Linked DNA regions of Homo sapiens: region 1 is linked to region 2. A link is a loop called in an ENCODE intact Hi-C map of the cell type or tissue named here. Cell type or tissue: IMR-90. All regions are shown on one strand.

The links. A loop is a pair of places that touch in the nucleus more often than their neighbours do. Peaks named below come from ENCODE experiments on the same cell type or tissue, not always from the same donor. Only the 100,000 strongest peaks of a DNase experiment are listed, where the experiment ranks them.
Region 1: it touches region 2 in a loop (3-fold over the local background); 7 of 110 quality-filtered maps call a loop at or near these places.

What each region holds. Positions count from the first base shown.
Region 1 is chr16:10,989,316-10,994,315 of GRCh38, reverse strand. The region is part of intron 10 of CLEC16A (C-type lectin domain containing 16A); the gene reads right to left. Among named protein-coding and RNA genes, the nearest start is that of CLEC16A, 47 kb to the right of the region's middle. In IMR-90, no CTCF peak of the experiment used is centred here; DNase peaks (open chromatin) are centred at 1,335, 1,935 and 2,395; H3K27ac peaks cover 4,039 bases.
Region 2 is chr16:11,097,326-11,102,325 of GRCh38, reverse strand. All of the region lies in intron 19 of CLEC16A (C-type lectin domain containing 16A), which reads right to left. Among named protein-coding and RNA genes, the nearest start is that of CLEC16A, 160 kb to the right of the region's middle. RefSeq lists an enhancer at 1,667-1,776. In IMR-90, a CTCF peak has its summit at 1,996; DNase peaks (open chromatin) are centred at 35 and 1,835; H3K27ac peaks cover 3,280 bases.

The DNA.
Region 1 (5,000 bases), 110 kb after region 2:
GAACCAAAGCCCAACATGCATGAAGAATGCACAGCTGCAACATCAGTGAGGCGATTTGACGGCACTGCCGAAATGTAAAGGAGAAAATGAATGCTATGGAGTGGGGAACATGCAAAGGTAGCAGGCCGCTTCCATTAACAAGGAGAACACGGCATTCTTCTCCATGAATTACCAGTTATCAAGTGTTGCAGCTGCAGAGGCGTAAAGCAAGGAAATGTCCATCTCTCAGGAATTGGAACAGACTCACAGCACTCACAGGCCTCTTGCAGCCGCGTGCTCAGCACTTGACGCTGAGATGAGGAGCAGGTAACGTCAAGATGGTGCTGCAATTTCCTCTTGGAAAGTGACCTCTGGCGTGTCACTAAGTCTGTAGGGGGCCAGCCTCCTCTCCCTTGCCTTCCCCATCCCAGGTCACCTTCTCTGTCCCTCTCAATGCCAAGCAGCATGTCTGGCACTGTCTCTGGCATTCAATCAAGAGGGAATGCTTGTGGGATGAATTAATTGCAAGATCATCACGAGCATTGAACAGGCCTCTTCAATCACACAAAATGAGGCATCTCACACTCCCTTACTAAACAATGACAAACCAAGCACTTATTTGGTATTTCTTTGGAAAGAGTATTTTACTATATTTTGAAAAAGATGAACTGTGAAACACTGGTTATTCTGTTACTCAGAACAGCCCAAAATGCTACACTGCCCTGACATCTCATGCCAAACTGGAAAACATAATTGCAAGTGGTGATAAAAAGACTTGGAATAGAAACAGTGTGAGATTTGGGGCTAGTCACCTGCAATCCCAAAGGAACAATCACGGAACCTTGGCTTCCTTATGGGGAGCGTGTGACAATAACACCACCTCGCTCTCTTTCATTATGAGCGTGAAATGAGATGTTCAATGAGACAAACAAGTAAGCTTGACTTCTTTTCTTTCTTTTTTAGACAGTCTCACTCTATTGCCCAGGCTGGAGTGCAGTGGTGTGATCATGGCTCACTGCAACCTCCGCCTCCCAGGCTCAAGAGATGGTCCCACCTCAGCCTCCTGAGTAGCTGGAATCACAGGTACGCATCATCACGCCCGGTTAATTTTTGTATTTTTTTGAAGAGACAGGGTCTTACCATGTTGTCTAGGCTGGCCTCAAGTGATCTGCCCACACCGGCCTCCCAAAGTGGTGGGATTACAGGCATGAACCACCAAGCCCAGCCAGGTTCATCTTCTATAAAACGAAAACCGTCCCTCTCTTCCACCAACCCAGGATATTTCTTGAATGCTGGCCTCTCTCCTGATCCCATATACACCCAACTCCTTCCCACAGAGGCCTCTGACTCACCATTTCTCATGTTTTGGCCACGCCCCCCGACCCAACCCCTCAACTCTCAGCAGGCCTAGCTCCCTGACCTCAGTTCTCAATATTAGGCTCCCTCCTTAGAGGGCTTCCCTCATCATACCTCCCAAAGTTGCTTCTATTTCCTTCCCATATCCAAATCTTAAATTTGTGAGGATGAGCTGGCTTACTGTCTATCCCCCACAAATAGATCATCAGGGAAGGGACAGATGTCTTGTTCATTCACAGCACCTGCCTGCAACTTGTAGGGGCTCAACAATTACTCGAGGCAGGGAGTGCACAAGGGTAAGTATGGCAGCCAGCCTCTGCCTCACAGATGGAGCACATTCTGCTCATGTCAGAAAATGACCCACCCAGAACTCAAGTGTCACCCAGCACAATATTATTTGAGTGAATAAAACCATTTAATGTTATCTTTTTCTTTTTTATTTTTTAATGGATGCATTATAATTGTACATGGTTATGGGGTACAATTTGATGTTTTAATATATGTGTACGTCATGTAATGATCACATCAGGGTACTTAGCATATCCATCGCCTCATGTATTTATCATTTCTTTGTGGTGAGAACATTCAAAACTCTGTCTTCCAGCATGATCTCACTTGTGGAATCTAAACAAAGTTGATCTCATAGAAGTAGAGAGGAGAACAGTGGTTACAGGAGACTGGGCAGGGAGGGGATGCAGGGATGCGGATGGGGAAGATGGGGAGAGGGTGGTCAACAGGTACAAAGTTCCAATTAGACAGGAGGAGTGAGATCTGGTGTTCTATTGCACAGAAGGGTGACTGTGGTTAACAGTAAGGTATTGTATTTTTTCTTCTCTTTGCCCATGAAACTAACAAATTTGTCCCCGTGCGTATCTGGAGGCTACCAGGAAGCTGTCCTGGGGCCAGGTTATAAGCAACCCAGCAAGTGGTCAGCAGGCAATCAATTTCAGGCCAGCCAGGATCTGCTACTCAACTGGCCTCAGAACTCTCTAGGGAAACTCCCACTCATTAATCACCTCCAGGGATGAGAGCTGCACTGCCCTCAGGCATGAAACGAATGACTCACACCACCAAGCCACTCTTGTGAACTCTGCTGGAATGCCCAGAAAGGGCAGGGGTCTCTGAGAAGTGAGCAAAATGCTCCCTTCTTGCTCAAGTGCAGCCCTCAGGCTCCCATCAGGCAAAGCATCCCGCAGCAAAACCAGTTTCAAGGACTCTGACACTGGCCAAGACCGGATGTCCACCGCTCATTAGAGATATGTGTTTGATTCCCGTACCGAGACTTGTCACATCAAGACAATCAACGTTGACTGCAGGAACCATGCTAGACATGGGGACACAAAGACGAAGAGGTTCCAGTCTCCTTCCACAGCAACTCCTGAGTCCTCCAATGGCACATAGGTGCCATGTCCCTTGGACACTTGTTCTCTCCAACCTCATCTCCTACTTCCCATCCCCTTGCCACATTGCCCTTTGCTGTTCCTCCAACACACTAGGCACCATCCCACCGCAGGGCCTTTGCACTGGCTGTTCTTTTTTTTTTTTTTTTTTTTTTTTGAGACGGAGTCTTGCTCTGTCGCCCAGGCTGGAGTGTAGTGGCATGATCTCGGCTCACTGCAAGCTCCGCCTCCCAGGTTCACGATGTTCTTTATGACCAAAATGCTCTTCCTCCAGATACCAACATGACTCACTCTCTTGCTTCCTTTGAGTCTGTGCTTCCACCTCACCTTCCCAACAAGGCCAACCCCAGCCACCTTACTGAGAACTGTAACACTCCAGCCTCCGAGCATTGCCCATGTCCATCCTCTGCTTCACTACTGTTTTCCCAGGGCTTCTCACATCTAACGTGCCCTGATGTTACTATTTGCTTTATTGTTCCTCTGTCTCTCTGCATGAGACCCAAGTTCCTGGAGGTCAAGGTTTTTGTTTTGCTCACTGGGTATATATCTCCAGGGCCTAGAACAGTGCCTGGCATACGGCAGATACCCAATAATTATCTGCTGAATATCTGAATAAATAATACTGACCTGGCTTCAGGTAACTCAAAATCAGGTTAAAAATCACAAATATCCGAAGAGGCTGGCCCACTCATGAAAACTAACAATGCCACAGGGGACAGAGGCCAGAAGTGGCATGTACCTCATTTGTCTGTCCTCACCCTCAATTTTCTGATTTTAATTGAAACCCAGAAGAAGTCACCAATGGCCCAACGCAATCAGAAAAGGTCCCCATTCTACATGGAGCTGCCTCCAGCCTTGTGGCTGCCCCAAGCCCATTCTGTGTCACACACTGCAGGACAGATATAGAAAAGCCAGCTAGGGTCTAAGTCACAAGGCTTCTTCCCCATCTGCCTCCTGCTCCCATCCCTGCCCACTGTGCCCACTCCATTGTTACCAATTGGCTTCTCCAGGATGTAGCAATGAAGGCACCTGCCCCTTCTCTGGCTAGCTGGCCCAAGGCCAAAACCCCGGGCCTTTGGTCACAGTCACCCGCGGCCCTGGCTAAAGCCTGCTCCCTTCTCAAGTACTAAGGGACATTGAGACCCTCCTCAGTTGTCCAGCCCACCTTCTGCCCCAGGAAACAGAGAGACGCAACTGTTTCTCAGACAACGATACGCTCCTTAGTACCGGACCTCATGTTGCACTCTGGATTTTGATTATATCAAATCCTCTTAAACATAGACCAGAGCTGCCACATTCAATACTTCGGTGGGCAAGAATGGCACCTCAGAGCCGTAACTGCAGTGAGGGATTAGGGGATAGACCTCAATGGCAAAGCCAAAAGGGAGAATATACACCAAGCTCTAATTCCCTTGTGGGAATGTCTGCAATGGGTCAATTAAGGCCCTTAATTTATAGAAGTCTATCTTTACCCTTTGATATTCACAATCAACCTTCTCCCAGAAGCCTATTAGCATTTTCAGGAAGAAGAATGTGCGCGCCTTGGAACCAGCACTGATTAGCTGGGGGATCATGAGTACAGTCAGGGTCACTAAAAGACTCAGGAACTCTAATCCTGGCCGGAAGGGGTGCTATCCTGCCTGATGCATTCAGCACACGGGAGACTCGGCTGACATCGGATACAAGTTTGAGTTGTAAAGAAAGCCCTGCAGCAGCGACCAGGGGAGCTAAGTCAACGATTAATGCTCTGAATCTGCAAACACACAACCCAGAGAAGCAAGGCTGCTACTTTCCTAGCCACTGGCTCCACACACCATATCCTGGGGGAGTATCCGGCTGGGCAGAGAGTCCTGCTACTAGAAGTGACAGGTGTCCAGAGATTCATCTGGAAACCATCCTAACTGCTAAACTGGTATCTACAGACAGACTGTCAATGTCCTTATGTGGAGATAAGCAAGCCTATTCTGCCCCAGAATCCTCAGACCCTGACTTCACAACCAGCCAACCATATGAACCCACATTAGCAGTTAAGTATTTATACTTTCCAGCTGGGTGTGATGGCTCATGCCTGTAATCCCAGCACTTTGCGAGGCCAAGGTGGGTGAATTGTTTGAGCCCAGGAGTTCGAGACCAGCTTGGGTAACACGGCGAAACCCCATCTCCACAAAACAAAAAAACAAAAAAAAACAAAAGTTATCTGGGCATGGTGGCATGTGCCTTTAGTCCCAGCTACTCAGGAGGCTGAGGTGGGAGGATCGTTTGACC
Region 2 (5,000 bases):
GTGTTCAAACTGATTACTAATAAACTTTGGGCAGCAGAGCAACATTCTGGAAGCATGTGATTTAAGTGAAACGCAATCTTATCAGCACAGCTGTGTGTAATACAATACCACACCCCCAATCAGATGGCCTTATTTAAACTACGTTTCAGCCATGGTAAAAATGGAGAATCTCAAACTATTTTTCCCTCTGAGTTTTTAATTCTTTTAAAAATGAACTAGGTGCGGTGGCTCACACCTATAATCCCAACACTTTGGGAGGCTGAGGTAGGCAGATTGCTCAAGCCCAAGAGTTTGAGACCAGCCTAGGCAACATGGCAAGACCGTGTCCCTACAAAAAAAAAAAAAAAAAGCAAAAATTATCTGGATGTGGTGGTGTGCACCTGTGGTCCCAGCTACTCGGGGGGCTGAGGTGGGAGGATCACTTGAGCCTAGGGAGGTCAAAGCTACAGTGACCATAATTGCATCACTGCACTCCAACTTGGGCAACAGAAGGATACCCTGTTTCAAAAAAAAAAGAAAAGAAAAGAAAAGAAAAAAATGAACTTGTACACGAACTACTTATGAAATTCATGAAGGGCAAAATAAAAAAGGGAGCTCCATTCATTCAAGAAACTTTTATGGAGTATCTTCTAGAACATTAGTTCTATGAGGGCAAGGATTTTTGTCATTTTTGTTCACTGCTCATGGCCAGGCACACGGTATGTGCTCACTAGACGTCTGTGGAGAGGAGGGATGCCTACCTTGGACATCCAAGGTGTTGGAGAGACAAGATAAAAGGCTCAGTCCCTGCTCTGTAGGACCTCACAGCCCAGTAGGGAGAAAACAGAATGAACAAGACACGCAGAGTGTGACACGCAGAGTGCGACAGTCAAGGACATGCAGGGAAGGGGCATGTACCATGGGCCAGAGGCAGGAGGGAACATGGTGAGTTTGGGAAACTCCTGTCCTTTGTTGGGGCTGGGATATGAGGAAGAGGGCAGTGAGGACTGTTGGGGGTGAGGCTGCGGAGGGTGGGGACCCATCAACAAGGGTGGCTTATTAAAGCCACACCTAGGACTATAAATAGTTGCCCAGGAACTGGGGACACTAGGAAGATCACTGCGAGAACTGAAGGTTTTTGCCTATCATTATTCAGTGAAATGTAACTCAGGCCCTTAATTGGAAGCTTATAATGAAGACCTGGACTGGAACTTAAAATATAACACGAACAAAGAGTTTACTAAGCATATTAAGAAAAAATAACATGACATTTGTTCCTTTATTTATTAATTCATCAAACAGTTACTGTGTATCTACTATGGGCCAAGCACAGTCCCAGGTACTAGGGCTGCAGGGCTGAAAATGAAGGTCTGGCCCTCACGCAGCCACAGTCTCAACAGACAGACCATAAAGCAGTAACTGAAAGAAATCTGTGAGTATAAACTGTACCAGCACAATGGAAAGGTATATTCAACCCGTTACAGACTTTGTTTAAAAGTTCATCTGCAAACCCTGCAAATAAACTCTTCAAAAGTTCCAGCCACTTGCAAACATATACCCATGCTAATTTCAGATACTAACAGTTACAGTGTAATATTTAATAAGCATCTGACACTGAGCTAAGCACTCAAAACCACCCAGCCCAGGCAGTACCATTATCTGCACATTACACATGAGAAAGCTGAGACCCTGAGAGGGTCAGTAACTGACTTGAGGTTGTGCTGCTAATGTTATCTTCCGGGAGGTCAATTCCCAGGACCCCAAGCAGGAAATGCCCAAGTGAGTCAGGTCCAAGTCCCTCCATGTGCTTGAAACCAAACCCCAATCTTGTAAAAAGATTCTCTGGGCCACACTAAGTTAGTGAAATCTGGACCAGAAGGGTAAACCACATTTGGCTGCCTGTGCTAAGAAAGAGATCAGCAGCTTTCACAGCAGGAGCAGGGGTGACTTCACTTTGGCCGGGCCGTGTGCATCACCGCCTTCAGCTGCTCTTGCTAATTTCTTGGCAGAGGAAATCCACCAGCAGGCGGAGAAAGGGAAAGGTGAAAGAGAGACAGGAGATTTTGGCAGGACCGTAGGAGGGCATGATAGGTGGTGAGAAAGCCCAGGCTCCAAATTGCTGAGTCCCCCGCAGTCTTACCTCCCTGTTAAGGAATGACTGGCTCTGAAACTCCTGCACCTTCTTCAGCTTGATGCACAGAGGCAAGTTCAGAGCTAGGAAGCCATGGATTGAATTTTTTTTAGGCAAAAGTTAAGAAAAGAGCTAGTCAGGCTGTCCAATAGTAAATAAGTGTGTCATAGGCAGAGCCACCGTGGTCAGACAGTTGGCAGGGGTGTAGAGCCTGTGTACCCAGTCAGCCGTGCCTCCAAACCCCAGGTGCAACTCTGGCTAGATAGGTAAGAATCACAATCCCCACTGTCTCTGCTTCCTGCCACATGCTGGACACTTAAACACAGCACAGGCTCTGGGCCTCTACTTTCCCATCTGTAAACAGGGGTGAAAACAGCACGTGGGTCCCAGGCAGGGAAGAATGAAAGCAGAGAGCAAGTGCCCAGTCCACACCTCTGTTACTGTTACCATCCTCACTTTGCCCCGTCCTCGCACCTGGGTGAGGAGGTAGCCACACAAATCTGGGCTTTCAGTTCCAGACGAGGACGCCTGGGCCCCAGCAGAGTTGACAGCATGCAGCCACACACTAGAAAGTGACGGAGCTGGGATCCTGAAAGACTCCAAACCCTTGCCTTTCTTGTTTCCTGATTTTACCCCACCTGCTAGACAGCGCTGCTGCCCAAAAGGACTTTCTGCATTGATGGAAATGTCCTACGACCATGCTGTCTAGTACAGAGCCACCACACATGTGGCTATTTGCATTTCAATTAAAATTAAATACAATTAAATATCCTTTTTCCGTTGTCTTGCTATCCACGACTGAGCACTTGAAATGTGGTGTGACAGTGGAACAGAAATGTTTAATTTTATTTAACCTTAATTTTCATTAATGTAGATTTAGACAGCCACAAGTGGCTACCGTGTTGGACAGCGAAGGGTTAGAGGGAAGAAAACGAGACCCTGTCCACTGTGTGGGACCGTGGGAAACAGCTCTGCTCCACGTCTGCCGATGAGCCGTGCATGAGAATGACCTGTCCTGGCAAACCCGGGTGGCATGAAGCAGCCTGGCCCAGGGCCTTGGAGCTCCCTGACCTGGAAGGAATGGGGCGCTCTGGCCACATGCACTCTTGGCTCACTCAGCCTGGGGGTTATGACTCCCATGCCTCACCTTAGCCGCCACGCTCTCTGCAGAGCACACAGAAAGCCCATTCCCACACAGCTGTCTCTCCGTGTCACAGAGCAAGTAGGTATGATCAATGGGCATGGGGTGCCACAGGTCTCACTGCTGGAAGGGATTCCTCATGGGTCACCTGCCTCCCTCCACCCTGGCCTCTGAGGATGAGCAGGGTCTGACCTGCTCACTGCCTGGGCATCTCTCTGTCCTGGCCCCCACATAGGACTGGGCCCAGTGGAGGGGTGGGAAAGGCTCTTGAACGAAGGAGTTGAAAAGTTACTCCCACACACAGCACTTGGGCGAGAATGTGCAGGCAACTGGAAAGGCTGAAGCTCACACACAGCGTCTTGGGAGAGATCCAGGGTTCCTCGAAGGGAGGCCCATTGGCAGCCTGGGGCACCCGGTACTGGGACAAAGTGCAGATTTTAGGACTCCAGCCCCACCAGGCTGGTTCTCAGGGTGCAGGGCCCTGGAGGGTCTATGGACAAGTGGTTTGGAGACTTGTCAGATCCCAAATACCATTATGGATGGCCACACTAACGCCCTCACGCTCAGCTCTTAGGAAGCCACAGCTGGGACCCCACGTCTCCTTACTGAAGAGGCTGACAGTTCTTGAAGGTGGAGGGGACTCAGCAGCAACACTAAACAGGCTGGGATGCAAATACCTGGTAGCAGTTTAGAAGAAAAGGCTACCTGCCACTTGGTCCCCTGTCCCTTTCTGCATCCTCGGCGTGCACAGGCACGCATTCTCAGTACACAGGCTCACATGGCCGTTCCTTGGAGATGGGGCTGAGCAGGATCTGACTTCTGTGTCTCCATCTTCTGGCTTTTCTGTTGAGGGGTGGGCACTGAGAACTCATTGTTTGCCACCATGCTAGTGCGTGCTGCAGAGGCCTCGGTTAATCCCTAGAGCGGTGGCTCCCAAACTCTACTGCATGTAGGATCACCTGGGATCACTGAAAACAGATGCTGGCTCCTGCCCCCAGACAGTCTGATTTAATTGGTGTGGGGTGTGACCTGGGCACCGGGCGCCTTAAAGCTCTCCAAGTGATTCTACCACACAGCCAAGTCTACATACCACTTGGCCTTGTGGCATCACTTGTGGGAGGCAGACCTCCCTACACCTGTCGCCCGTGGGCCAGCTGAGGAGACAAACCTGCCCAAGGTCATACCCTGAGCCAACACTGAAGTTGGTGGAGTCTGATCATAGGTTTGTGCTCCTGCTATTATAATGCAAGGAACTCACAGCCCATGGATAATTGAAAAACAAAGCAAAGCACAAAATCCTTTTCCTCATCACACTCTCAGACACTGGGGCAAGACGTTTCAGGCCATTCATAAAACAGACGTAAACCAATGGGGCCAAAAAGCTGCTGGATTTTTCACACACAGGGAAAGCTCACTGAAAAAACACCAGTAAATACGGAGGCTGTAATGCAACCCCAGGACTGATGGATTGCTCATAACATCCCCGGGAGTTAATTAGAACAGCCCTGAACTCAGTTCTGTGTCGGTGCTCCTTGCCATTAATGATTCAGGTAAAGAAGGAAGTAAAATAATAGGGCAGGGAAGGAAATTAATTGAACTAAGCTTTTTAAAAATATTTCTGATGCATCAAATTCTAATGAAAGATTAACACACACAATGGAAATATTAAAAGGCACTTACAGAGGCCCCCAAAACACAGAGAAAGAAACCTGTCAAGGGCGAGGGAGCTGATTAAATCTTTCAGATAAG